2 separate regions of the Homo sapiens genome follow, and region 2 is linked to region 1. A link is an interaction called in ENCODE POLR2A ChIA-PET data of the cell type or tissue named here. Cell type or tissue: OCI-LY7. All regions are shown on one strand. Each heading gives the region's core, and the rest is flanking DNA. Links, peaks and the distances in the headings are about the cores only.

Evidence for each region. Peaks named below come from ENCODE experiments on the same cell type or tissue, not always from the same donor. Only the 100,000 strongest peaks of a DNase experiment are listed, where the experiment ranks them.
Region 2: POLR2A ChIA-PET joins it to region 1 with 7 read pairs; 2 of 35 experiments call an interaction of 5 or more read pairs at or near these places.

Annotation. Positions count from the first base shown.
Region 1 is chr9:5,319,924-5,333,915 of GRCh38, forward strand. It overlaps a transcript of RLN2 not described here. Among named protein-coding and RNA genes, the nearest start is that of RLN1, 13 kb to the right of the region's middle. RefSeq lists an enhancer at 7,328-7,828. In OCI-LY7, for the core only: no CTCF peak of the experiment used is centred there; no DNase peak of the experiment used is centred there.
Region 2 is chr9:5,271,399-5,287,414 of GRCh38, forward strand. No RefSeq gene overlaps it. Among named protein-coding and RNA genes, the nearest start is that of RLN2, 25 kb to the right of the region's middle. In OCI-LY7, for the core only: no CTCF peak of the experiment used is centred there; a DNase peak (open chromatin) is centred at 7,263.

The sequences.
Region 1 (13,992 bases), core at 4,568-12,567:
TAATTTTTTTATTTGATCAGATACCATTAAGAAATGCACTAAGGTTCATCCTCTAAGCTAACACTTTTTTTTTTTTTTTTAAGACGGAGTATCACTCTGTCACCCAGACCAGAGTGAGGTGGCACAATCTCGGTTCACTGCAACCTCTGCCTCCCGGATTCAAGCCATTCTCCTGCCTCAGCCTCCCAAGTAGTAAGGATTACAGGCACCTGCCACCACATCTGGCTAATTTTTGTAGTTTTAGTAGAGATGGGGTTTCACCGTGTGGGCCAGGCTGGTCTCAAACTCCTGATCTCAGGTGATCCGCCCTCCTCGGCCTCCCAATGTGCTGGGATTACAGGTGTGAGCCACCACACCCGGCAAACCTAACACTTTTAATTAAACTTTACAATTCTGAAAGAATCTCTCCAGTGAATTTTGGACACTAACAAGGACACAACAAAATTATTTATTTTTTAATTTTTTGACACAGGGTGCCACTCTGTCGCCTAGGCTGGAGTGCAGTGTCATGATCTCGGCTCACTGCAACCTCCACCTCTCAGGTTCAAGTGATTCTCCTGCCTCAGCCTCCTAAGTAGCTGGAACGACAGGTGTGTACCACCACACGCGGCTACGTTTTGTGTTTTTAGTAGAGATGGAGTTTCACCATGTGGGCCAGGCTGCTCTCAAACTTCTGACCTCAGGGGATCCGCCCACCTCAGCCTCCCAAAGTGCTGGGATTATAGGCATGAGCCACCATGCCCAGCCACACAAAAATAATTTAAATGAAACATTTTCACATATGAAAAGTTATTTTTAGTATTGCATTTAAAGACTCTTTATATTCAGAGGGCATTTAAAAATACTAAATAAAGACTTTTTGAAGAAGCACACAAACCTGGAAGAAAGATAGTTCTGTCTTCTAGCTACTCTGTGCTGGAAGACTGGGTAGAAATGATGAATTTTATCATTATCATCTGAATGTAACAGATGGAAGCCAGCTATGGATAAATCTACAACTGCAACAAAGACTGGAACAATTTATCTCATCAAAATTAGGCAGCACTTCATTTTCAGTGAGTTGAAGAATCACAACATGATTCTCATCTTAAAATTATACAGTTCAATGTGATTCATACTTCACAGTAACAATAAAGGCAAACATAAGACTATTCTTCTACTAAAGCAGAATTTTTGAAAATCACAGTTTTAACCAAAAGTTTAAATTCCAATCTTACTTTCTCATATGAGTAAATTTTGATGCTGGAAGCAAATATTTTAGTGGTAAGTATGAATGTGAAGGCCACAAAACAAAATTGTAGGCTTCCTCCTAGTGGCAACAGATTGAACCAACCCATTAGAAAATGAGCTCATGGACTTTCTTCCAGGTAAGATCAAAGAAGTGAGTGTGCTTATTACCTCATCTTGCACATGGCTTTCCCCTCATTTTATTCACGTTTTTATTCAAATACTTCTTTCCCAAAGACAGCTCTTCCCTGACTCTCCATCCAGCCTTAATGTTCATCATAGCACTTAGCTTGATTTACACTTTGTATTTCTTTAGATACTGTCTGTCATTTTTACTAAATGTAGGCTGTATATGAGCAGTGACTGAGCACAATTCTGTGTCCCAATCACCTTAGATAAGTGTTAATCAAATATTTGTTGAAAAAAGGAAGGAAATAAGGCAGGAAGGAAGGAGGGATGGAGGGAAGGGATGCAGGGTGGGGGGAAGCAATGGAGAAAAAGAGGAAGAAAAAGGAGGGAAGAGGGAGGGAGGGAAGAAGGAAGCAAGCAATGGTCTGTGGCTTGGAGGCATCTGCCTAAACACATGCACTGTGGCTAAGGAAAAAGGAGAAAGCAAGAACACTGCAAGCAGCTGTCCCAGGTGCTGCCCTCAGGTCACTGAACTTACAGAGCATAAAGATACAGGGAGCATTGGCTGCCCTTGGTGTCAGCTGTGCTCAGTACACTGGAGTTTGTGAGCTTGCTCCTCTTCTCTATCTCTAGCTTTGAGGCAGCCCTGAGAACGATGGTCACTTTCTTCTCCTCCTTATTTCCTTTTATTTCAAAACTAGAACAGGAAGGTATAGAATTTGAAGGAGGACATAGCTGAGATCTGTGCAAATAGGAACTCTGTAGCTTGGTGCCCAAATCCGAATGGATGGGTACAGCAAAGCCTGAACCACACTGAGGAGTAGAGCAGGTAGATTAGGATATCAGTGGATGGACAGCAAAACGGGAGCAGACAATGAATAAGATCCCTTCCAAGTGGGAGCTTCTCTTTGTGACTCTGGGAAAGCTGATAGGGCAGCAGCTGCACCCTTACCACTCAGCAACCCCCAAAGGAGAAACATCAGGGGTGAGTTACCCTCCAGCAGGGCTTTACTGCTCAGATTTAGGAAGGTGAGAAACCTGCTGCCCAGTCATAGGACTGCAGCATGCCAGGGACCCTCCAGAAGCAATATGCTTTTAATCACAGATGAAAAGTATTTAATAGTTACTGAACTACATAAAAACAACGACAAGCAATCCAAGGAGAGAAGTTAATTCTGTTAAGCCAACCAAGTGACACAAGGTTTTGCCTGTAGGAAGGAAAACAGAGAAGCAAGCTGTGATCTTCCTTTTTTTTGTAGCAAGTGCTTTGAATCTCCTTGGAGAAGGAAGTCCACAGAGAACAATTTGATTTCTAAGTGAGTAATAATTAGATGCTCTAAGTTTTCAATTTGATAAAGCTACAAACATCCTGGCATTTCTTCTCCACTGCATCCCAACCCACAATAGAATATGGGGGTATAAAGCCTTTGGGATCCTCTCACTGGAGATGTCCATATCTGAGATACCTCATTTTACATCATAAAGCTTTGAGGAAATTATATCATGTTTAAAGACTTTTTAAAAGAAGGCGCCACATGATGTTATAATATTGGGTAGCATTTTACCACCAAGTAGTGATGGGATCAGAACAAGTCATCCCAAAATATGCCACTTTGATGTATTATTTTGAGCTAAAAGAAACTGAGAACCAGTCAATGCAGAAAAAGCACTTCGCCTCCCCATCTGCTTAAAGTATAATTTCCCATTTGTAAAGGACATTTTTATTAGTAAATGTATCTATCTTTGCCAGAAAGAGAGTTACTCATAGATAACTTTTTCTCACTGGAGAGACTTTTATCTGCATAGCAAGGTAACCTTTATTCACCACACATTTCCTCCTCTCGCCTTCCCACAATTCATCTCTACCACTCCCCAGTACCCCCAAATCCTTATTCCTATTCCTTACTCTAGCTTAAGATAGTATCTGTCTCAGTCATCTGGCTGCTTCCTGGAGTCTCATATTTTGGTGGGACTCCTGTGCATATGTGAGTAATTAAATGTTTTTTTCTCCTTTTAATCTGTCTAATATCAATTTAATTCATAGACCAGCCAAAAAACCTCAAAGGGTACACAGAAGCAATTTTCCCTCTCCTACAGTAGTTTTTCTCCTAATAAAATATATAAAGAAAACAAATTCCTTGTCATCATCATTATTTCATCTTATATAACTTCTGTTATATAAGGTTACTTGTTCTTCCCTTTTATATGGCTCAATAGGCAGATTTTTTCCCTTTTCTTTAGAGTTGTGCATTTTTAGGGTGTCCAGTCCTTGCAACTGACTGTTCTTGAATATGAAAGCTCTAATTGCTGTACTTATTAAAGGTACACAGCAACAAACTATTACTTAGAAATGAATTGATTTTCAGAGGTTTTAAAATATCTAACCTAATAGAATTTCCCTTACTTGTAAGTGTACTAATGTCTTTAAATATGCAAATGTTTAAATACTAAAAATATATGCAAAATATGGAATTAAAATACACAGGCCAGGCACGGTGGCTCATGCCTGTAATCCCAGCAATTTGGGAGGCCGAGGTGGATGGATTCACTTGAGGTCAGGAGTTCAAGACCAACCTGGCCAACATGGCTAAACTGCGTGTCTACTAAAAATACCTAAGGTTAGCCAGGTGTGTTGATATGTGCCTGTAGTCCCAGCTACCCAGGAGGCTGAGGAAGGAGAATCACTTGAACCCAAAGGCAGAGGTTGCAGTGAGCCAAGATCACACCACTGCACTCCAGTCTGGGCAACAGAGTAAGACTCTGTCTCAAAATAAATAAATAAATAAATAAAAGATGTAATTCCAATCAGCTCTTAAGGTGGTGGTAGTCATTTTTATTGTTATATGTGCAAAAAAAATCACCAATATTTGTGGGTAGATTAGCAGTTACTAATGTTAAAGTGCAGGGTCTACAGCTGAAGTTCTCCTTGTGTTTTTTACTTGTTTATGTACATTAAAAAGAAAATATATAATCACAGATAGATTTTCCAAGAGAGGAAAATTACGCATAATCCCCACTCAATATAACTTCTAATACTCAGAGGTCTTCATATTCAAAATTCCCTCAAAACAAATGTGGCTTCAAATTGTGGGGTGCATAACTGAAAATAATCATTTTACATTATAATTTGACATTTAAGTCATGTAAAATGATTTAAAAATCAGACCAAGTGTAAAATAAATTCCAATTCCAATGACATAATCCTATTACCATAATGAAATAAATCCCTAACCTGATGGTCCCTGTATTTCTAATTTGTCTTTGGTAAATATACTTGAACTGAACCTAACCAGGAATTTAACATCATAAACCTACCAAACAGATTCAAAGATAACACAAAATTTGTGTTTACTGAACATCATCCAAATATTTCTTCTTCTAAGAAAAGCACTGAGTAAAATAATTTGAACCACCAGAACATATAAATATTATAAAAGTACGCAACCTTGCCTTTTCACCTTTATATCCTCATTGAATAGTACAGAGGCTGGCGTATTATTATTGTGTAATAAGCATGGAATAAGTAAACCAGTATTATTCTCTTTGGGGTTCTATCCTTAACATAAACAAAGGTGAAGACACAAATAAAAAACTCAACATATTCAATTGCACTGCTATTCAGCCATATGATGTAATTCCAACGTAATTTTTCCAGAAATATTCTGAGGCGTTGCTTTGCAAATTCATGCCTAAGTATAAGGATAAGTGTAGGAGAAGTGGGGTGTTGGGAAACTTTACCCTCAAAAACCCCAGAAACCAAGTTAGATAAGATCTTAAGACAGTTGGCTTAAAAATAATAATATAACATTTTTACTTTAAAATTTTATTTTTTAAGGAAAAATAACTGCTATTGCTGGCCTTAATTATTACTATTATTTTGTGGGGACAGGTGGCCGATAGGGGAATTTAAGGCTGTCATTTGCAAGTATACAAGCTTAGTGTTCCATTACCCAGTCTACACAAGACACAGGACTATAAGCTCAAGTCACAGAAACTACTGGAAGTCCATCAAAGACATAAAGAAATAAGAAAGGCAACAAGAATTTTAAAAATAGGAAAGGCTAGAAAAAAAAACTAGATTATGCTTTTCTAGAAAACTGCATTAATTTGTTCACATTAAAACTTTGTCTAACACTATTTTGTTTTGCATGGCACTCAGAATGAGGTAAATACACAATAGAACAAACAAGAGAGCTTAATAAAGCAATAGAGAGAACTCGTAATTAAGATTGTTAACCTCTAGCACAGTTCTATGGCCTGTATCACAAAGAAAGATTAGAAATGACTACAATATACCAAATAAGCTTCACAGATGAACAGGAAGACTTGGTCTCAAAAAAATATCTTTTAAGCAGAGCCTTTCATCTAAAAACAAGATATACTACTTATAAATAAAATAAGCCAGCATTATTCACTTCGGTTTGATGTAAATTTGTTAATTGTTATATGAGGAAAATGGGTATTCACAAGCCAATATCATCTTAATTTATGTTCTAGGTGAAGACAAGGGTTGTAGTTCTATAAATTCTTTAAGGTTGCAATATCTATATCTGAAAGGTGACATCAATTTTTTTTTAATTTTTCCTTCCCAAAGGCGATGTCAAGGGAACATCAATTCTATTGTGGAAGCAGCTTCTCTGTTGTAAAATCCATGTAACACACTGGAAAGTTCTTTTCTCTTTAGTCAACAGACACTTGTCTCATTTCAAGTGTGGATTTTTTTAAATTACCACAGTTATAATGAAGTCTGACCCAAAAATTTAATTTGTAATTATGGCATGTATTAAAGCAGTTTAGGAGCATCACATTCAATCTAAAATTGCTAGAAACCTTGTTACAGTTTAATAAACAATTATTTTAAAATGGACCTTTTTAGTGTTCCTTATAAATGCAGGTTTCTGTTAAATTTTTTAAAATTGTTTATAACAAAAACACAAACATACCATTATTTTGTTTGAGTAGTGTCAATGGTAACCTCAAGGGATGAAAAGGCACCCAGGGGCTGACAGTAGCAGGAAACCATTAACTCTTTTAGGCTAGAAGGGGAAGAAGGAAACAGTATTAAGCAGATCCAGTGACAGGTGGAGCCACTGAAGTGGTACTGCCTAAAAGGATCTGTGGCTTAGGAACCCACTGCCATAGGCAGACCACATACCTAAACTCACTGTCTCCCCACCCTAAAGACTCCTGCTGGTACCCAGACTGGCTGATCTCCATCAGAAGCCAGAGTGTGGGAGCCTGGGAAATGCAGTGTGGAGGGTCAGACTCAGAGCATAGGGCAGTGATGGACAAGGAAGAGCAGGGTATGGAGGAGCCAGGTGGGGACAAGGGGGGAGGGCATCAAACAGAGAATGCCCAGGTCTCCACCTGATTTATGTCAAATAGTGATCTGAATCAGCATGACAGACTATTTTTAGCGTTCTTGTTTAAATCAGCTTCAAAATTTTTATAAAGTGTAAAAGGAGGACAGGAAAATTAAGTCCTTAATGTTTTTTAAATTTAGGAAGAAATGATGGTTAGCACAAATCAGAATTAGTTGTAAAGTAAATACTAAGTATTGAAATAGAAGGCAAATGTCTTGACAAGAAAAAATTGATAACAGAAATGAGGAAGGGGCATTAAAAATATAAAATAAAAAACTGGTCACTTCCAAATGGCCCAATAGGAACAGCTCCAGTCTGCAACTCCCAGTGAGATTGATGCAGAAGACAGGTGATTTCTGCACTTCCAACTGAGGTGCCTGGTTCATTTCACTGGAACTGGTTGAACAGTGGGGGCAGCCCACAGAGGGTGAGCTGAAGCAGGGCGAGGTGTCACCTCACCCGGGAAATGCAAGGTTGGGGAGGATTTCCCTTTCCTAGCCAAGGGAAGCCATAACAGACTGTAGCTGGAGAAAGGGTACACTCATGACCAAATAGTGCCCTTTTCCAACAGTCTTAGCAACCGCAGACCAGGAGATACCCTCCTTTGCCTGGCTAGGCAGGTCCCATGCCCAAGGAGCCTTGCTCACTACTAGCGCAGCAGTCTGAGATCGACCGGCTACGCAGCAGCTTGATGGGGGGAGGGGCATCCACCATTGCTGAGGCTTGAGTAGCTCACAGTGTAAACAAAGAGGCTAGGAAGCACAAACTGGGTGGAGTCCACCGCAGCTCAACAAGGCCCACCAGCCTTTGTAGACTCCACCTCTAGCGGCAGGGCATAGTAGAACAAAAGGCAGCAGACAACTTCTGCAGACTTAAACGTCCCTGTCTGACAACTCTAAAGAGAGCAGTGGTTCTCTCAGCACGGCATTCGAGCTTTGGGAATGGACAGACTGCCTCCTCAAGCAGGTCCCTGACCCCTGTGTAGCCTGACTGGGAAACACCTCCCAGTAGGGGCTGACAGACACTTCAAACAGGCAGGTGCCCCTCTGGGATGAAGCTTCCAGAGGAAAGATCAGGCAGTAATATTTGCTGTTCTGTAGCCTCCACTGGTGATACCCAGGCAAATAGGTTCTAGAGTGGACTTCTGGCAAACTCCAACACACCTGCAGCTGAGGGGTCTGACTGTTAGAAGGAAAACTAATAAACGGAAATGAATAGCATCAACATCAACAAAAAGGACATCCACAACAAAACCCCATTTGTAGGTCACCAACATCAAAGACCAAAAGTAGATAAAACCGCAAAGATAGGGAGAAACCAGAGCAGAAAAGCTGAAAATTCCAAAAAACAGAGCACCACTTCTCCAAAGGATCACACCTTCTCAGCAGCAAGGGAACAAAACTGGACAGAGAATGAGTTCGACAAGTTGACAGAAGTAGGCTTCAGAAGGTTGGTAATAACAAACTTCTCCTAGCTAAAGGAGCATGTTCTAACCCATCCCAAGTAAGTTAAAAACCTTGAAAAAAAGTTAGACGAATGGCTAACTAGAATAAACAGTGTAGAGAAGATCTTAAATGACCTGATGGAGCTGAAAACCATGCCATGAGAACTTCGTGACGCATGCACAAGCTTCAATTGCTGATTCGATCAAGTGGAAGAAAGGATATCAGTGATTGAAGATCAAATTAATGAAATAAAGTGAGAAGACAAGATTAGAGAAAAAAGAGTGAAAAGAAATGAACAAAGCCTCCAAGAAATATGGGACTATGTGAAAAGAACAAATATACGTTAGTTTGGTGTACTGGAAGTGACGGGGAGAATGGAACCAAGTTAGAAAACACTCTTCAGGATATTATCCACGAGAACTTCCCTAATCTAGCAAGGCAGGCCAACATTCAAATTCAGGAAATACAGAGACCACCACAAAGATACTCCTCGAGAAGAGCAACCCCAAGACACATAATTGTCAGATTCACCAAGGTTGAAATGAAGGAAAAAATGTTAAGGGCAGCCAGAGAGAAAGGTCAGGTTACCAACAAAGGGAAGCCCATCAGACTAACAGCGGATCTCTCGGCAGAAACTCTACAAGCCAGAGGAGAGCGGGGGCCAATATTCAACATTCTTAAAGAAAGAATTTTCAACCATCAGCTAGAATTTTCAACAATCAGAATCTCATATCCAGCCAAACTAAGCTTCATAAGTGAAGGAGAAATAAAATCCTTTACAGACAAGAAAATGCTGAGAGATTTTGTCACCATCAGGGCTGCCTTACGAGATTTCCTGAAGGAAGCACTAAACATGGAAAGGAACAACCAGTACCAGCCACTGCAAAAACGTGCCAAATGGTAAAGACCATCAATGCTATGAAGAAACTGCATCGGCCGGGTGCGGTGGCTCACGCCTGTAATCCCAACACTTTGGGAGGCCGAGGCGGGTGGATCATGAGGTCAGGAGATCGAGACCATCCTGGCTAACAAGGTGAAACCCCGTCTCTACTAAAAATACAAAAAATTAGCCGGGCGCGGTGGCGGGCGCCTGTAGTCCCAGCTACTCGGGAGGCTGAGGCAGGAGAATGGCGTGAACCCGGGAAGCGGAGCTTGCAGTGAGCCGAGATTGCACCACTGCAGTCCGCAGTCCGGCCTGGGCGACAGAGCGAGACTCCATCTCAAAAAAAAAAAAAAAAAAAAGAAAAGAAACTGCATCAATTAACAGGCAAAATAACCAGCTAACATCATAATGATGGGATCAAATTTAAACATAACAATATTAACCTTAAATGTAAATGAGCTAAATACCCCAACTAAAAGAGACAGACTGGCAAACTGGATAAAGAGTCAAGACCCCTTGGTGTGCTGTATTCAGGAGACCCATCTCATGTGCAAAGACACACATAGGCTCAAAACAAAGGGATGGAGGAAGATCTACCAAGGAAACGGAGAGAAAAAAAAAAATGCAGGAGTTGCAATCCTAGTCTCTGATAAAACAGACTTTAAATCAACAAAGATCAAAAGAGACAAAGAAGGCCACTACATAATGGTAAAGGGATCAATTCACCAAGAAGAGCTCACTATCCTAAATATATATGGACCCAATACAGGAGCACCCAGATTCATAAAACAAGTCCTTAGAGACATATAAAGAGACTTAGACTCCCACACAATAATAATGGGAGACTTTAACACCCCACTGTCAATAATAGACAGATCAATGAGACAGAAGGTTAACAAGGATATCCAGGACTTGAACTCAGCTCTGCACCAAGCAGACCTAATAGACATCTACAAAATTCTACACCCCAAATCAACAGAATATACATTCTTCTCAGCACCTCATCGCATTTATTATAAAATTGACCACATAATTTGTAGTAAAACACTCCTCAGCAAATGCAAAAGAACAGATATCACAACAAACTGTCTCTCAGACCACAGTGCAATCAAATTAGAACTCAGGATTAAGAAACTCACTCAAAACTGCACAACTACATGGAAACTGAACAACCTGCTCCTGAATGACTACTGGGTAAGTAACGAAATGAAGGCATAAATAAAGAAGTTCTTTGAAACCAATGAGAACAAAGACACAATGTACCAGAATCTCTGGGACATTTTAAAGCAGTGTGTAGAAGAAAATTTATAGCACTAAATGCCCATAAAAGAAAGCAGGAGAGATCTAAAATTGACACTCTAACATCACAATTAAAAGAATTAGAGAGGCCGGGTGTGGTGGCTCACGCCTGTCATCCCAGCACTTTGGGAGGCAGAGGAGGGCAGATCACGAGGTCAGGAGATCGAGACCATCCTGCCTCACACAGTGAAACCCCATCTCTACTAAAAATACAAAAAATTAGCCAGGCATGGTGGCGGGGGCCTGTAGTCCCAGCTACTCTGGAGGCTGAGGCAGGAGAACGGCATGAACTGGGGAGGCAGAGCTTGCAGTGAGCCAAGATCACACCACTGCACTCCAGCCTGGGCGACAGAGCAAGACTCCATCTCAAAAAAAAAAAAAAAAAAGAAAAAAGAAGAAGAAGAATTAGAGAGGCAAGAGCAAACAAATTCAAAAGCTAGCTAGCAGAAGGCAAGAAATAACTAAGATCAGAGCAGAACTGAAGGAGATAGAGAGACAAAAAAAAAAAAAAAACCTTCAAAACATCAATGAATCCAGGAGCTGGTTTTTTGAAAAGATCAACAAAATAGATAGACCACTAGCAACACTAATTAAGAAGAAAAGAGAGAAGAATCAAAGAGATGCAATGAAAAATGATAAAGGGGGTATCACCACTGATCCCACAGAAATACAAACTACCATCAGAGAATACTATGAACACCTCTACGCAAATAAACTAGAAAATCTAGAAGAAATGGATAAATTCCTGGACATGTATACCCTCCCAAGACTAAACCAGGAAGAAGTTGAATCTCTGAATACACCAATAACAGGTTCTGAAATTGAGGCAATAATTAATAGCCTACCGACCAAAAAATGTCCAGGACCAGATGGATTCACAGCCAAATTCTACCAGAGGTATAAAAAGGAGCTGGTACCATTCCTTCTGAAACTATTTCCATCAACAGAAAAAGAGGGAATCCTCCCTAACTCATTTTATGGGGCTAGCATCATCCTGAAAGCCTGGTAGAGACACAATAAAAAAAGAGATTTTAGGCCAATACCCTGATGAACATCGATGAGAAAATCCTCAATAAATCACGCTACTATAAAGACACATGCACACATATGTTTATTGTGGCACTATTCACAATAGCAAAGACCAACCCAAATGTCCATCAATGATAGACTGGATTAAGAAAACGTGGCACATATACACCATGGAATACTATGCAGCCATAAAAAAGGATGAGTTCATGTCCTTTGCAGGGACATGGATGAAGTTGGAAACCATCATTCTAAGCAAACTCTCACAAGAACAGAAAACCAAACACTGCATGTTCTCACCCATAGGTGGGAATTGAACAATGAGAACACATGGACACAGGGTGGGGAACATCACACACAGGGGCATCTAGGGGGGTGGGGGGCTGTGGGAGGGATAGCATTAGGAGAAATACCTAATACAAATGATGAGTTGATGGGTGCGGCAAACCAACATGGCACATATATACCTGTGTAACAAACCTGCACGTTGTGCACATGTACCCTAGAACTTAAAGTATAATAAACAAACAAAGAAAAATAAATAAATAAACTGGTGCAACCTCTTTGGAGGGCACAATTTTGCAGTATCTATTAATATGAAAAATGTATTTATCCTTGACTAAGTAATTCCCATTCTAGAAATGTATATTATGAAAATACATGCACAGTATGCAAATGTATACAAGTATAAGGGTGTCCATTGTAGTATTATTTGTGTTAATGAAAAAAATGGGATGAAGGCAAATGTCTATTATAAGAGATAGGATAAAAAATTTAGTGTATACTCATATATTGAAATAATATTAAGTCAATTAAAAAAACAAAACTGATCTACGTGTGTGGAAATGAAATTATTTCCCAATTTAATTTGTTGAAATTTTAAAAAGTAAGACTCACAGTGGTGTGCAGGTGTACTCCCTTTTTTATAAGGAAAGATGCATATATGTACATATGTTTGTATGTGCAGAAGTAGACTGGCTTTCATTTTTATACGCTTTTGTACTCTGAAGCTTTCTATATGAAGTGCATGTATTACTTTTTCAATAAAAAATCTAATCAATAAAAGATTTTTAAAAATTGAATAAAGAAATTTATAGGACAAACCAAACCCTAGCAGAAAAAATAGTATTGTCCCCTGGATAACTGGTGCTGGAAGCCTGGCTAGAAATAAGGTTTATTTTGTTGAATTTACATCATTATTGGTCTCAATGTAACACATGGAAGGTGGCATTGGATAATTTTAAACAGACAGCAGATTGGAACAATTTATTTCACCAATACTTGATGCTTTGTTATGGAGCAAGTTGAGGGGTCACTGAATGTGCTTTTTTTTTTTTTTAATGTGATACAGTGTTTCACTCTTGATGCCTAAGCTGCAGTGCAATGGCGCAATCTCAGCTTACTGCAACTCCCGGGTTCAAGCGATTCTCCTGCCTCAGCCTCCCGAGTAGCTGGGATTACAGGCGCACACCACCACTCCTGGCTAATTTTCTGTATTTTTAGTAGAAACGGGGTTTCACCATGTTAGCCAGGATGGTCTCGAACTCCTGACCTCAGGTGATCCACCTGCCTCGGCCTCCCAAAGTACTGGGATTTCAGGCATGAGCCACCGCGCCCGGCCATGATTCTCATTCTTAATGTTGTACACTTTCAAGTGATTCATACATCACAGTAAGGATAAAGGCAATGATAATATTCTTCTACTAAAACACAAGAAAACAAGATCACAGTATTAACCAGAAGCTTAAAATTTAATCTCATTCTATGTTCTCTATTGAGTAAACTTCTATCCTGGAAGCAAATATTTTAGTGATGCGTATGAAGGGGAGGACTACAAAACAAAATGGTGGACTTCTTATTAATGGTCACAGATAAATCAACCCATGAGAAAATGCGCTCATGCACTTTTCTTCACATAAGATGACAGAAGGAAATACCATTTCTCTGGCCTCTGCCTGTTCATAGGTTCCGCCTCATCCTACAACACTGATAAAGAAGAAAAAGGAGAAGATTCAAATAAACACAATCCAAATGATAAGGGGGATACTACCACTGAACCCACAGAAATACAAACAACCATCAGAGAACACTACAAACACCTCTATGCAAATAAACTGGAAAATCTAGAAGAAATGGGTACATTCCTGGACACATACACCCTCTCAAGACTGAACCAGGAAGAAGCTGAATCCCTGAATAGACAATGAGTTCTGAAATTGAGGCAGTAATGAACAGCCTACTAACCAAAAACAGCCCAGGTCCTGATGGATTTACAGCTGAATTCTACCAGAAGTACAAAGAAGAGCTGGTACCATTTCTTCTGAAATGATTCGAAACAACTGAAAAGGAGGGACCTCTCCCTAACTCATTCTATGAGGACAGCATCATCCTGATACCAAAACCTGGCAGACATACAACAAAAAAAAGAAAACTTCAGGCCAATATCCCTGATGAACATCGATGCAAAAATCCTCAATAAACACTGGCAAGCAAAATCCAGCAGCACATCAAAAAGCTTATCCACCCCAATCAAGACGGCTTTATCCCCAGGATGCAAGGTTGGTACAACATACACAAATCAATAAATGTGATTCATCGCATAAACAGAACTAAAGACAAA
Region 2 (16,016 bases), core at 3,063-11,062, 50 kb before region 1:
TATGTTTACAGGTTCATAGGCAGAAGGGACTTGCCTTGTCTCAGATGAGACTTTGGACTTGGACTTTCGAGTTAGCGCTGGAATGAGTTAAGACTTTGGGGAACTGTTAAGATGGGATAATTGTATTTTGCAATGTGAGAAGGACATGAGATTTGGGAGGGGCCGGGGCAGAATGATGTGGTTTGGCTCTGTGTCCCCCCCTAAATTTCATGTCAAATTGTAATCCCCACACATAAGAGGAGAGATGTCATGGGAGGTGATTGGATCATAGGGTGGATTTCCCTATGCTGTTCTTGTGATAGTGAGTGAGTTCTCATAAGATCTGATGGTTTAAAAGTGTGGCACTTTCCTCCTTGCTCTCTCCTGCTGCCATGTAAGACATGCTTTGCTTTCCTTTCACCCTCTGCCATAATTGTAAGTTTTCTGGGGCCTCCCCAGCCATGTAGAACTGTGAATCAATTAAACCTCTTTTCTTTGTAAATTACCCAGTCTCAGGTATTTCTTTATAGCAGTGTGAAAATAAACTAATACATTGATGTAACATGAAGACAGTACTGTAATGCACCCTACCTCCTTCAGGTCTCTAGGCAGCACTTCCTCCCCAAAGCTTCACCCTCCTTGGTGAGAAGAGCACCGAGAGCCTCTCAGTCAGGCAGCTTGCTGTTTCCACAACTTTCCTTCCCTTGGTGAGATTCTCAGTGAGACCCTTTCAATAGAAACACATTACAAAATAAAAATCCGATCTTTACCACCACAGTAGAGTGGGGACTGAGTGTGAGCAGCCAATGGGATCTCCAACAGAGTGTTTGGACTGTGGTTATGACTGGTGGATGGGGCGTCTGCCCTCCAAAGATCCTGACAAGGTTGAGAAAATACAGGGGCCTCTAGAGTTGATCTTAAGTCTTAGTGAAGTATTGACTTGGGGTCTTTTTACTTTTTACAGTGGTGGGAAATCAGATTCTATCAGTTTCTAGTAATTTCATACTTTCCTCTGACTCCTCTGGGCAATTGGTTGATTGATAACAGTTGTGATTATTTAAATTGGAAATTGTATTTACCCTTAGAGATTGGAAAACACACACCCCTAGCAAACACACACACACCATAAAATTACAGGGGAGGATGATCATAATTCTGAAAGACAATCCCAAACACCATCATCCCAGTTGTTGAAATCCTGAGAGATCAAAATCTATAAAGCCAAAAATCTCAAAAATTCTAATCCTGTAAGATCAAAATCCCAAAAATATAATTCTAGGAAAAATAATATACAATTATTTAAAAGACACTTATTTACATTTTAAAGAGGGATATATCTGAAAATATAAAAATACAAGAGAACATTTTATAGGCCACACTGCACAATAAAATAGACAATAATAGCATACATACTTTTGCAAGCATGAACACTCAGATATACCTATGGTAGTTGCATGAGTATGGGCAGATGAACTGTATTCATTTTTTTTAAAGGCCATAAAGTGAATTGTACAATGTATTTCACTATGATTGGTGATTGTATGCACCCAGCTTTATAACTGCAATCCTCTGAAATGACATGATGTACACCTAAGTGTTTGGAGGAGAACAAGCAAAAACCATGAAGGGCCATCACATATTCAATCACTCAAAGAGCTGAAATCTTGAGAAATTTCATCTTTCACAAATGCAGATTTACAAAAAGGACATCTTTTCATTTATTGAGGAAGTTTCAGTGTTTTCACATACATGCAGAATGTTAACACACAAAGTCAGTGGTGTGATAATGGACTTTAGTGGAACCAAATTTCTGATACCCAAAGAGCAGAAGAAATGTCTATCCCAGCTCTCAGAGACCAATTTGCCTTCTGTGTTTGTTGTCTCCTAGCCCTGGGCTGATAGATTGTTGCCCACCAACACTGAGGCCAGATCTTCTGTACATAGTCCATTGAGATTCACACACTAATCTCTTCTGGAAAAACCCTCACAGACACACCCAAAATAATACTTTGCCAGATTTCTGGATATTCCTTAATCTGGTCAAGTTGACACCTAAAATTAAGTCCACAAGACTTAATTGTCAACTTGGCAGCCACACACATCTCCTTAAACCATTCTTAAATTCCAAATAAAAAGAATAACAAGGTAATAGTTTCATTTAATATAATGCAACTGTCCTGTGAGAGTGATTGTGGGCATTTCAGATGTTAGGGATTTTAGACATTAAGGATTTCAACTTTAGAGATTTGTATTTTTAGGGATTCAGAATTATGGCATCCAGGATTATGTCTTTTAGGATTATGATCCAAACCAAAAAAACAGTAGAATTCCACAATCCAGAGAGAACACGTTGGCAACACATATTCTTGCAAAATAGTTAATACACATGATCACTTCCTGTATTCTCTGTGTGTTTTGTATGAGAAAGAGTAAATTTTTATCATTTTTAAATGTTAAACAAATCAACATAATTTTCTAGGCAATGGATGCTGTAGAAGACTATCAAATTATACATTGATCTTTTAAATGCAAAGAGGTTCAATGTTTTTACACCTGATGTGTTTGAGTTCAAAATCTACTTAGTTTAGCTCTGTTCCCACAGAAGAGTCTAATAATTTGATATAAGTTAGGATATTTCTGAAGCAAACTAGTAAATATATTAGTTCCCACTAAAAAGTATGATCTAATTTTCTGCAAATTGGAGGAAGGTTTTGTCATCATTCCTCAAATGGTGAGCATCAGGTAACTGGTCAAATAATAACTGTTTAAAGCTAAGGGATAGTTGGAGTCATGGCTTTTAGATGTGTTTTCCCTATGGCAAGCAGTTTGGAAGAGGCTTCTCGGAACTGAGGTTTGGGAGGCACTTTTACAGTGTGAGTATCTAAGGAGAACAAGTCATTGCTTACTTAAAAATAAATTTCCCACTCTCCATTTAATGTTGAATTTTCTTTTTAAAAAATTATTTTGGGAGACTCAGCATCCAGGCTGGCATGTAAGAAGTCACTATTTCATTCTGACAATAAGGAAAAAGCTTGACAAACTGAAAAATTAACAACTCTTAGACTCATGACAGAAGTGGAAATTTAAGGCACATTTTGCCTCCAAAATTGGAGAGAGTGACAGGCAAATACAGAGAATCACAAGTTACTAGAGAAGAAACCCATGGGAAGAAACCTCTATGGGAACCAGCACTGGGGTAGGAAACCTCAACCGTAATGAATGAATTGCTGTGGGGGGGCCCTGTGGATAATTCTAAGAATTAACGCTTCCATGGGGTCTGAGTTATAGGAGGCCTGGACAATTTTTTAACTTTAGGAGTTCTGCCAGGTTCCACAGTGAATATTTTGAAGAATATTCTAATGCTTCTGACAGAGGAGAGGAAACATAACCTTTTTGAAATATGCCAGAGTATTCTGGTCTTCTTAATAAGACCTGACCTCAAGAGAAACTACTTTACCACAAGCTAAACTATTGGGTTGCTATTTTTTTCTAGAGCCTAACCAATGAAGAGGAAAAGATATATCCAATTCAAATGCACTCTAGCAATCCTGTCACACCTAAACAGAAAAGGTGGTCACCTGAGGAGAAGTTGTGAAGTTCTCAGTCTAGAGGGACAAACTTACTAACCACTAAGAGCTAATAATAAGACTATGAATGCTTCCCCTTCCCCTACACCTACGCCATTACGATTCTTACTATTTGTCACAATTCCTTTTATCCATTACATTTTGTTTGATTATCACAAAGACTAAAGTAACATCAGCCCACACAGATGATAAAGGGTCAGCAAAAGAACCTTGGCAACTCAAAAAGCCACAGTGTCTTCTTACCTCCAAATGACCACACTAGCTACCCAGCAGTTGTTCTTAACCAGGATAAAATGATTGAAATTATAGACATAGAATTAAAAGTCTGGATAGCAGTGAAGATAATCAAGATTCAGGACAAAGTGAAACCCGAATCCAAGAAATACCAAGAATCCAATAAAATGAAACAAAAGCTGAAAAATAAAATAGCCATTTTAAGAAACAACCAAACTAATCTAATAGAGCTGAAAAACTCACTATAAGAAGAACTTCATAATATAATTGGAAGTATTAACAGAAGAATTGACCAAGCTGAGGAAATAAATCTCAGAGCTCAAAGACTGGTTCTTCAAATAGACTTAGTCAGAAAAAGAAAATTAAAAATTAAAAAGAATAAACAGAAGCTCTGAGAAATATGAGATTACATAGAAAGACCAAATCTACAACTCTTTGGTTTCTCTGAAAGAGAGGGAAAGAGAGCAACCAAGATGGAAAACACATCTGAGGATATTGTCCATGAAAATTTCCCCAACCTCACTAGAGAGAAAGACATTCAAATTCAAGAAATTCAGAGAATGCCTATAAAATACTATACAAAACAACTATCCCTAAGAAAGAGTCATCACATTCTCCAAAGTCAATGCAAAAAAAAATATATTAAAGGCAGCTAAAGAGGAGGGACTGGTCACCTACAAATGGAACCTCATCAGGCTAAATATGCATTTTAACGGCACCCCACTGAGAGTAGCCCTGATCCAGATACTTTAAAGATTTTTTTCAGCTTGCTATAGTTTGGATGTTTGTCCTTCTAAACCTCATGTTGAAATGTGATCCCATATGTTGGAGGTAGGGCCTAATGAGAGGTGTTTGGGTCATGGGGACAGATCCCTCATAAGTAGATAAATGCCCTCCCTGAGGAGGGGTAGTGAGTGAGTTCTTGCTCTGTTAGGTCCCATGAGAGCTGGTTATTAGAAAGAGCCTGACACTTCCCCTCTCTCTCTTGCTTCTTCTTGTCATTTGATCTCTGCACAGACCAGCTCTCTTTTACCTTCTGCCATGAGTGGAAGCAGCCTGAGGCCCTCACCAGAAGCCAAGCAGATGCCAGCACCATGCTTCTTGTATAGCCTGCAGAACCATGAGCCAAATAAACCTCTTTTCCTTATAAATTACAAGCAATGGAGAAAGGACTCCCTATTCAATAAATGGTGCTGAGGTAACTAGCTAGCCATATGCAGAAGGTTGAAACTGGACCCCTTCCTTTCACCATATACAAAAATCAACTCAAGATGGATTAAGTACTTAATGTACTTAAATGGAAAACCAAAAACTATAAAAACCGTAAAAGAAAAGCTAGGAAATGTTACTCTAGACATGAACCCTGGCAAAGATTTCTTGATGAAGACTCTTAAAGCAATTGCAACAAAAACAAAAATTGATAAATGGGACCTAATTAAACTAAAGAGCTTCTGCACAGCAAAAGAAACTATCCACAGAGTAAACAGACTACCTATAGAATGGGAGAAAATACTTGCAAACTGTGCATCCAACAAAGGTCTAATATCCAGAATCTATAAGAAACTTAAACAAATTAACAAATGAAAGACAAAAAACCCATTCAAAAATAGACAAAGGACATGAACAGACACTTTTCAAAAGAAGACCTACATGTGGCCCACAAACAAATGAAAAAAATGCTCAACTTCACTAATCGTTAGAGAAATGCAAATCAAAACCACAATGAGTTACCATCTCATACCAATCAGAATTGCAATTACTAAAAAGTCAAAAAATAACAGATGCTGACAAGGTTGCAGAGAAAAGGGAACTCTTATACACTGCTGTTGGGAATGCAAGTTAGTTCAGTCACTGTGAAAAGCAGTTTGGAGATTTTTCAAAGAACTTGAAACAGAACAGCCATTTGACCCAGCAATCTCATTACTGGGTATGTACCCAGAGGAGTATAAATGGTTCTACCATAAAGACACATGCACACTTATGTTCATTGCAGCACTCTCACAATAGCAAAGACATGGAATCAACCTAAATGCCCATCAATGGTGAGTTGGATAAAGAAAATGTGGTATGTATACACCATGAAGTACTATGTAACCATTAAAAAAAATGAGATCATGTACTTTTAGCAATACAGATGGACCTGAAGGCCATTATCCTAAGTGAATTAACACAGGAACAGAAAACCAAGCACTGCATGTTCTTACTTATAAGTGTGTGCGAATTATTGAATACACATGGATGGACACAAAGAAGGAAAGAAGAGACACCATGGTCTAATTTAGGATGAATAGTGGGTAAAGGATGAGGATTGAAAAACTACATATCAGGTACTATGCTTATTACCTAGGTAACAAAATAATCTACAGCAAACCCCCATGACATACATTTTACCCATGTAACAAACCTGCACATGCATCCCCTGAACCTAAAACTTGGAAAGAAAATAAATAAATATGACACATATATAGAAAAGTAAATGGATTGAGATAGAGATACCATGCTAATACGAATCAAAAGAAAACAGCAATAGCTATAATAATTTCAGACAGAGTAGACTTCAGAGCAAGAAATGTAACCAGTGGCCACTCAGGGATACTACATCATGATTAAGAGTTCAATTCTCCAAGAAGTCTTAACAATTCTGAACACATATGTGGCTAACAACAGAGCATCATATATGACAGGCAATGCTGATAGAACTGGAAAGAGAAATAGATTAACCCACTGTTGGAGACTTCAACATCCCTATATCAGAAATACACATATCCAATAGGCAGAAAATCATTAATAACTCAAAAACATGATAAATCACCTGGATATAATAGACTTTTAAGACTATTTCATCTAAGCAGAGTACACATTCTTCTCAAGCTCACACAGAACATTCATCACGACAGAGCACATTCTGGGTCATAGAGTATATCTTCAATTTAGAAGAAGGGAAATCAGAGAATGTGTGCTCTCAGAACACATTGGAATTAAGATACCTGGAAAATCCTACAATACTTGGAGATTAAACAATATACTTCTAAGTAATACATGGGTCAAAGAAGAACTTTCGAGAGAAACAAAAAAAATTTTTGTTTATATTTAATGAATACATTAAAATGAAACTAAATGAAAGCTAAATGAAAATGAAAATACCATTTATAAAAATTAGTGGGAGGCAGCAAACATATTCTTAGAGGGAAATTTATGGTATTGAATCCATGCATTAGGAAAAAAGTGTTAAATTGAATTCAGTTTGGCCTAAACCTGCCTCCATACATAGTTTAAGTTTCACCTAAACGTCTCTCTGTACATAGTAAAGTGTAACCTAACTTGATGTGTAAACAGACTGTGATCTACTCTTGTAACAAGTAGCCAAGTCTCAGCAAATCATAGCAGCTGAGTTTTGGTCATTCACAGGCAGCCAACTTGTACAATTGTGTTCAGATAAGGCAAACACCTACTTGCAACCAATCCACCTGTTTCTGTACTTCACTTCTGTTTTCTGTACATCACTTCCTTTTTTTATGTCTATGAATGTTACTGACCATGTGGCAGCCCTGGAGTCACTCTGAATGTATTCTGGTTCTGGGTTCTGCCTTGTTTGATAATTGTTCTTTTCCCAAATAAATTCTGTTAAACTTAATTTGTATAAAGTTTTTTCTTTTAACAGAAGAAAGATCTAAAACCAATCATCGAAGCATTCACTTTAGGAAACCAAAAAAGAAAAGAAAAGAGCAAATTAAATCCAAGGTAAGCAGAGGATAAGAAATAATAAAAATTAGACCAATTATTAATAATATTAAAAACAGTAATGAATAAAGAAAATCTACTAAATCAGAAACTGGTTCTTTGGTAAGATCAGTAAACTTGATAAGCCTCTAACCAGGCTAACGAAGAAAAAAAAAAGAAGACACAAATTGCCATTTAGTAATATCAGAAATAAGAGAGGGCCGTGCACAGTGGCTCATGCCTGTAATCTCAGGACTTTGAGAGGCTGAGGCGGGTGGATCACTTGAGGTCAGGACTTTGAGATCAGCCTGGCCATCATGGCCAAACCCTGTCTGTACTAAAAATACAAAAATTAACTGGGCATGGGGGTGCGTGCTTGCAATCCCAGCTACTCGGGAGGCTGAGGCACAAGAGTTGCTTGAACCTGGGGGGAGGAGGTTGCAGTGAGCTGAGATCGTGCCACTGCACTCCAGCCTGGGAGACACAGCAAGAGTCCATCTGAAAAAAAAAAAATCAATTCAATACTTAATAATCTTCCAAAGCAGAAAGTACCAGTGCTAGAAGGGTATAATGATAATGTATGCCAAACTATTTGGAAGAAATTATATCAATTTTCTATAATCTCTTGCAAAAACTAGAGGTAAAGTGAATGCTTTTTAACTCATTCTATGATGCCAGCATTATCCTATACCAAAACCAGACAAAGACGCTACAAGAAAAGAACACTGAAAACCAATATATCTCATAAACATATTTATGAGATAAATATGAGATAATTATCAACAAAATATTAGCGCATCGAATCCAATAATGTTTAAAAAGAATTATACAGCCAGGTGCGGTGGCTCACGCCTGTAATCCTAGCACTGTGGGAGGCTGAGGTGGGTAAATCACAAGGTCAAGAGATCGAGACCATCCTGGCCAACATGATGAAACCACGTCTCTACTAAAAATATAAAAATTAGCTGGGCATGGTTGTGCGCACCTGTAGTCCCAGCTACTTGGGAGGCTGAGGTAGGAAAATCACTTGAACGTGGGAGGCAGAGGTTGCAGTGAGCCGAGATCATACCACTGCACTCCAGCCTGGTGACAGAGACTCCATCTCAAAAAAAAGAATTACACACCATGTCCAAGGTACACAGGTCCGATTCACCAAAAGAAAATCAACTCATGCCAACATGACTGAACTAGAAAGAAGTCAAATCCCTGAATAGACCAATAACAAGTTCTGAAATTGAGGGAGTAATTAATAGCCTACCAACCAAAAAAAGCCCAGGACCAGATGGATTCACAGCCGAATTCTACCAGAGGTACAAGGAGGAGCTGGTACCATTTCTTCTGAAACTATTCCAAACAATATAAAAAGAGGGATTCCTCAATAACTCATTTTATAAGGCCAGCATCATCCTGATACAAAATCCTGGTAGAGACACAACAAAAAAAGACAATTTCAGGCCAATATCCCTGATGAACATCGATGTGGAAATACTCAATACAAATACTGGCAGCACATCAAAAAGCTTATCCCCAATTATCAAGTCGGCTTCATCCCTGAGATGTAAGGCTGGTTCAACATACACAAATCAATAAACGTAATCCAGCACATAAACAGAACCAATGACAAAAACCACATGATTATCTCAGTAGATGCAGAAAAGGCCTTCGACAAAATCCAACACCCCTTTATGCTAACAACACTCAATAAACTAGGTATAGATGGAACATGTAACTATTTATGACAAACCCACAGCCAATATCATACCGAATGGGCAAAAGCTGGAAGCATTCCCTTTGAAAACTGGCACAAGACAAGGATGCCCTCTCTCACCACTCTTATTCAAAATAGTATTGGAAGTTCTGGCCAGGGCAATCAGGCAAGAGAAAGAAAGAAATAGTATTCAAATAGAAAGAGAGGAAGACAAATGGTCTCTGTTGGCAGATGACATGTTTGTATATTTAGAAAACCCCATCATCTCAGCCCAAAATCTCCTTAAGCTGACAAGCAACTTCAGCAAAGTCTCAGGATACAAAATCAATGTGCAAAAATCACAAGCATTCCTATAAACCAATTATAGACAAACAGAGAGCCAAGTCATGAGTGAACTCCCATTCACAATTGCTACAAAGACAATAAAATACCTAGGAATAAAACTTACAAGGGATGTGAAGGACCTCTTCAAGGAGAACTACAAACTACTGATCAAGGAAATAAGAGAGGACACAAACAAATGGAAAAACATTCCATGCTCATGGATATGAAGAATCCATATCATGAAAATGGCCATACTGCCCAAAGAAATTTATACATTCAATGCTATTCCTATCAAGCTACCATTGACTTTCTTCACAGAATTAGAAAAAACTACTTTAAATTTCATATGGAATCAAAAAAAGAGCCCGCATATCCAAGGCAATCCTAAGCAAAAAGAACAAAACTGGAGGCATCACGCTACCTGTCTTCAAGCTATACTACAAGGCTACAGTAACCAAAACAGCATGGTACTGGTACCAAAACAGATATATAGACCAATGGAACAGATTAGAGGCCTCAGAAATAAACCACACATCTAGAACCATCTGATTTTCAACAAACCTGACAAAAACAAGCAATGGGGAAAGAATTCCCTATTTAATAAACAGTGTTGGGAAAACTGGCTAGGCATATGCAGAAAACTGAAACTGGACCCCTTCCTTACATCTTACACAAAAACTAACTCAAGATGGATTAAAGGCTTAAACGTAAGACCTAAAGCCATAAAAACCCTAGAAGGAAACCTAGGCAATACCATTCAGGACATAGGCATGGGCAAGGACTTCATGACTAAAACACCAAAAGCAATGGCAACGAAAGCCAAAATTGACAAATCGGATCTCATTAAACTAAAGAGCTTCTGCACAGCAAATGAAACTATCATCAGAGTGAACAGGCAACCTACAGAATGGGAGAAAATTTTTGCAATCTACCCATCTGACAAAGGGCTAATATCCAGAATCTACAAAGTACTTAAATTTACCAGAAAAAAAAACAACCCCATCAAAAAGTGGGCAAAGGATATGTACAGGCAATTCTTAAAAGAAGACATTTCTGTGGCCGATAAACATATGAAAAAAAGCTCATCGTCACTGGTCATTAGAGAAATGCAAATCAAAACCACAATGAGATACCATCTCATGCCAGTTAGAATGGCAATCATTAAAAAGTCAGGAAACAACAGGTGCTAGAGAGGATGTAGAGAAATAGGAATGCTTTTACACTGTTGGTGGGAGTGTAAATTAGTTCAACCATTGTGGAAGCAGAGTGGAGATTCCTCAAGGATCTAGAACTAGAAATACCATTTGACCCAGCAATCCCATTACTGGGCATATACCCAAAGGATTATAAATCATTCTACTATAAAGACACATGCACACATATGTTTATTGTAGCAGTATTTACAATAGCAAGGACTTGGAACCAACCCAGATGTCCATCAATGATCGACTGGATAAAGAAAACGTGGCACATATACACCATGGAATACTATGCAGCCATAAAAAACGATGAGTTCGTGTCCTTCGCAGGGACATGGATGAAGCTGGGAACCATCATCCTCAGCAAACTCATACAGGAAAAGAAAACCAAACACCACATGTTCTCACTCATAAATGGGGGTTGAACAATGAGAATACGTGGACACAGGGAGGGGAACATCACATACTGGAGCCTGTTGGGGGTTGGGGGCAAGGGGAGGGATAGCATTAGGAGAAATATCTAATGCATGCAGGGCTTGAAACCTAGATGACGGGTTGATGGGTGCAGCAAACCACCATGGCACATGTATACCTATGTAACAAATCTGCATGTTCTGCACATGTAACCCAGAACTTAAAGTATACTAAAAGAATAAATAAATCAATAAATACATAAAAATAAATGGTGAAAAAAAAAGAAAATCAACTTATGCAATACATCATACTAACAGGCTAAAGAGAAAACATCGCATGATTATATCAACAAATTCTGAGGAAACATTTGATAAATCCAACACTCGTGCATAATAAAAGCTTTCAGCCAACTAGGAATAGAGGAGAACATCCTCACTTGATAAAGAATATCTACAGAAAACCCATAGTTCATATTGTACTAAATGGTTGGATACTAGAAAATTTCCTGCTAAGGTGAAGAAGAAGAAAAAACGTTTCCTTTTGTCCTTCATTACACACTGTTCGTGGGAATGTAAATTAGTACAGCCATTATGGAAAACAGTATAGAGGTTCCTCAAAAATTTTAAAATATAACACTATATAATCTAGCAAGTCCACCACTGGGCATATATCCAAAAGAAATTCAATCAGACTATCAAAGAAGTATCTGCATTCCCGTGTTTTCTCTAGCAGTATTCATAATAACCAATATATGAGATCAACTTAAGTGTCCATCAACTAGAGATAATGCACTTTATATGTGCAATGGAATACTATCAGCCATAAAAAAGGAGAAATTCCCGTCATTGTGACAATATGGGTAAACCTCAATGACTGTATATTAAGAGAAATAAGTCAGACACAGAAAAATATTGCATGATCTCACTCATAAGTGGCATCTTGAAGAGTATTTCTACATCTCATAGAAGTAGAAAGCAGAATGGGCTCACTAAAAATAAGAGACCTAATTCTAGGACTATAAAACCCATATCTCCTCCCCCCACACACCTACCTTGCAATCACATCAATTGCACCCTAAATAATAACAGTGGCTTACAAGCAAAAGAACTGTAAGCCTCAGACCTTATTTAAGAAGTCTTTGGGAATATTCAAAGATAACAGGGGAGACAAAAGCAAAGACATCAGAGAATTTTAGCCTCTGAGACTTACAGCTACAACATAAGTTAAATATACCAAAGACCTATTTACATCAGGTCCTTTACCCATCATGTTTGGCTTTTAACAAACATTACAAAGTATACTAAAAGGCAAAAAATACAATTTGAAAATACAAAAAGCATCAGACCAGACCCAGATATGGCAGAAATTTTGGAAATATCAGACTGGGAATTTAAAATAACTGTGATTACTGTACTAAGGTCTCTAATGGAGTCGACTACATGCATGCACAGAAGCATAATGTAAGTAAAGTGATAGATGCTCTAAGAAAGATTTTTTAAATGACAGAAATTTAAAACACTAACAGAAATTTAAAAATGCTTTTGATACACTTATCATAGATTGAATGCAGTCAAGGAAAGTACCAGGGCCTTAAGGATATGTCATAGAAACCTCTCAAATGATAAGGCAAAAATAAAAAAGAAACTTTAAAGAATGGAATACAATATACAAGAACTGTAGAACGAGCACAAAAGGTATAACATATGAATTGTAGGAATGCCACAAAGAGAAGGAAAGGAGAAAAGAACTGAGAAACATTTAAGAAATAATGACTAATAATTTGCCCAAATAAATGTCAGACACCAAACCACAAATCCAGGAAGTGCAGAGAATGTCAAAGAGGATAAATACTAATCTACAGCTAGATACAACATATTCAAACTGTAGAAAATCAAAGACAGAAAATTTTGAAAGAAACCAAAAGAAGAAGAAAAAAAAACATGTACAACACACCCACAGCTAATATAATATTGACTGTGGAAAAACTGAAGGCCTTTGCTCTAAGATCTGGAACATGACAAGGATGCCCACTTTCACCCCTGTTATTTAACACAGTACTGGAAGTCCCAGCTAGGGCAATCAGACAAGAGGAAAAACTAAAGGCCTGGGAAAGTGTGAAGAGGCTCCGCTGCTGTGGGGTGGGGTGTCACCAGTTGGTGCAGACCCCAAGTGGTCTGATCCTTGGACTCCCAGTGGGTCCAAATAAGTGCACGGTGGCTCTCCTGCTCGAGAGGGTCAGCTCTCAGGCTCTGGGGAGCATGTGCATCAGCTCCTTCTGTATTGGGGTTAGCCTGCCCCTTGTGCTGGTTAACTTGTTACCTGGGATGCCGGGTGATGATGTGTGGGCTCGGGTGCATGGGTTCATGGCTGCACTGCTGGGCCCAGCTGGAGTCATGGTACTGCAGCCTTTTGCGTGGATGTGATGGGATAATGGCAAAGCACTAGGGATGTACAGATGTATGGGGTCATTGGCCCCTGGGCAGAATGTGCTCTGACAGTGGTTTCATTCTCAAAATGGCACATGCTGCAGCAGTCTGAGTCCTGGAAATTCTGGGAGCATCAGTGTGATTTCCTCCCTGGAGTAATGCAGTCACGTGGATTCCAGGCAGCTCTCTACCCTGAACTCAAGGCCTGTGAGGATTATAGGGCTCTCCTGCAGTTAGGATTACAGGTGTCTGTGGTAGGAATATGAACTTCCCGGGATCTTCCACTTATCTTTTCCCTGCAATAAAGAGTCCTTCTTGGCTCTGAGTAGATCCCAACCAGATGCTTTGCCTACCTCCCTATGCTGCCATCCCAAGTTTCCATGCCTTAAAGAGTCTTGCTGAATTCTGTTATTCTCCCCTAGAACCTCTATTTGATGTATGGTTATATACTTGTTATTTTTGCCCTTCTTTGTGAAGAAGGTGAATGCTGGGCACCTCTAGCCAGCCATCTTGATGACATCTCCTCTCTAATAGGGAGTTATTGATCAAAGGGTGCAAAGGTTCAGATGACAAGAGGAATAGATTTCAAGAGCTGTTGCACAGCAGGGGGTCTATAGTCAATAATAATGTATAATATATTTCAAAATAGCTAAGAGAGTACATTTCAAGTGTCTCATAAAAAATGATAGGTCAGCAAGGTGATGAATGTGTTAATTAGCTTGATTTAATAATTCCACATTGTATACATATATCAAAACATCACATTATACCCCATGAATGTATATAATTATGATCTGTCAATTGAAAATAATACAATAAAAGAAAAAGAAAAGAGCCCAATGATATACTACATCACGTCCATTAGGATGGCTCTAATGCAAAAAGGAAAATAACAAATGTCAGAGATGTAGAAAAATTGAAACATTCATGCACTATTGGTGGAAATGTAAAGTGGTGTAGCTTCTGTGGAAGACAGTAGGGTAGAGAAGACAGTAGGGTGGTTCCTCAAAAAGTTAAAAGTAGAAAGACCACATGATCCAGCAATTCCATTCCTAGGTATGTACTCCAAATAATTAAAAATAGGCAGTTGCACAGATAGTTATATACTAATGTTCACAGCAGCATTATTCACAAAAACTAAAAAGATAAAAATAAACTAAATGTCCATCAATGGACAAATGAATAAACAAAATGTAGTGTGTGTGTGTGTGTGTGTGTGTGTGTGTATGTGTGTGTATATATATCTATATAATACATGTATTTATATATATAATGAAACATTATTCCTCCATGAAAAGGAATGATCTTCTGACACATGCTGGAACATGGCTGAATCTGAAAAATGGTAAGTGAAATAAGCCAAACACAAAAAGACAAATATTCTATGATTCTATCTACATGAAGTAGCTAGAGTAGTCAATTTCACAAACACAGAAAGTAGAATAGTGGTTACCAGGGGCTTGAAGTGACAGAATGGGGATGTCATGTTTAATGAATACAGAGTTTCAGTTTGAGATGATGAAAAAGTTCTGGAGATAGATAGTGGTGATGGTGTACAACAATGTGAACATACTTAATGCCACTAAACTTACACTAAAATATAATTAAAATGGCACATTTTTGGTATGGGTATTTCATCATAATAAAAAAATGCAAAATTATAAAACTCTTAGAAGATGACATAGGAAAAAACTCTTAAGTGACATTGGGCTTGTCAATGACTCTTTAGATACAATACTAAACACAGTCTGAGAATACAAAAATTGATAAATTGGACTACATTAAAATTATAACTTTCTACTCTTCAAAAGATATGCTTCAAGAGAATAAAATGACAAGCCATAGACTGGGGCAAAATATTTGCAAAATATATCTGATAAAGGACAATTACTCAAAATACACAGAGAACTCTTAAAACTTAACAATAGGAAAAAAATCCCAATTTTTTTCCGACTTTTATTTTAAGTTCAGGGGTACATGTGCAGAATGTGCAGATTTGTTACATATGTAAACATGTGCCATGGTGATTTGCTACACAGATCATCCCATCACCTAGGTATTAAGTCCAGCATCCATTAGCTATTCTTTCCGATGCTCTCCCTCCTCCCGTCCCCCATTTTCTGACAGGCCCCAGTGTGTGTTGCTCCCTGCAACCCCCATGTGTCCATGTGTTCTCATCATTTAGCTTCTGCTTATAAGTGAGAACATGTGGTATTTGGTTTTCTGTTCCTTTATTAGTTTGCTGAGGATAATGGCTTCCAACTCCATCCCTGTCCCTGCAAAGGACATAATCTCATTCGTTTTTATGGCTGTATAGTATTCTATGGTGTATATGTACCACATTTTCTTTATCTAGTCTATCATTGATGGTCATTTAAGTTGACTCCATCTCTTTGTTATTGTGAATAGTGCTGCAATGAATGTA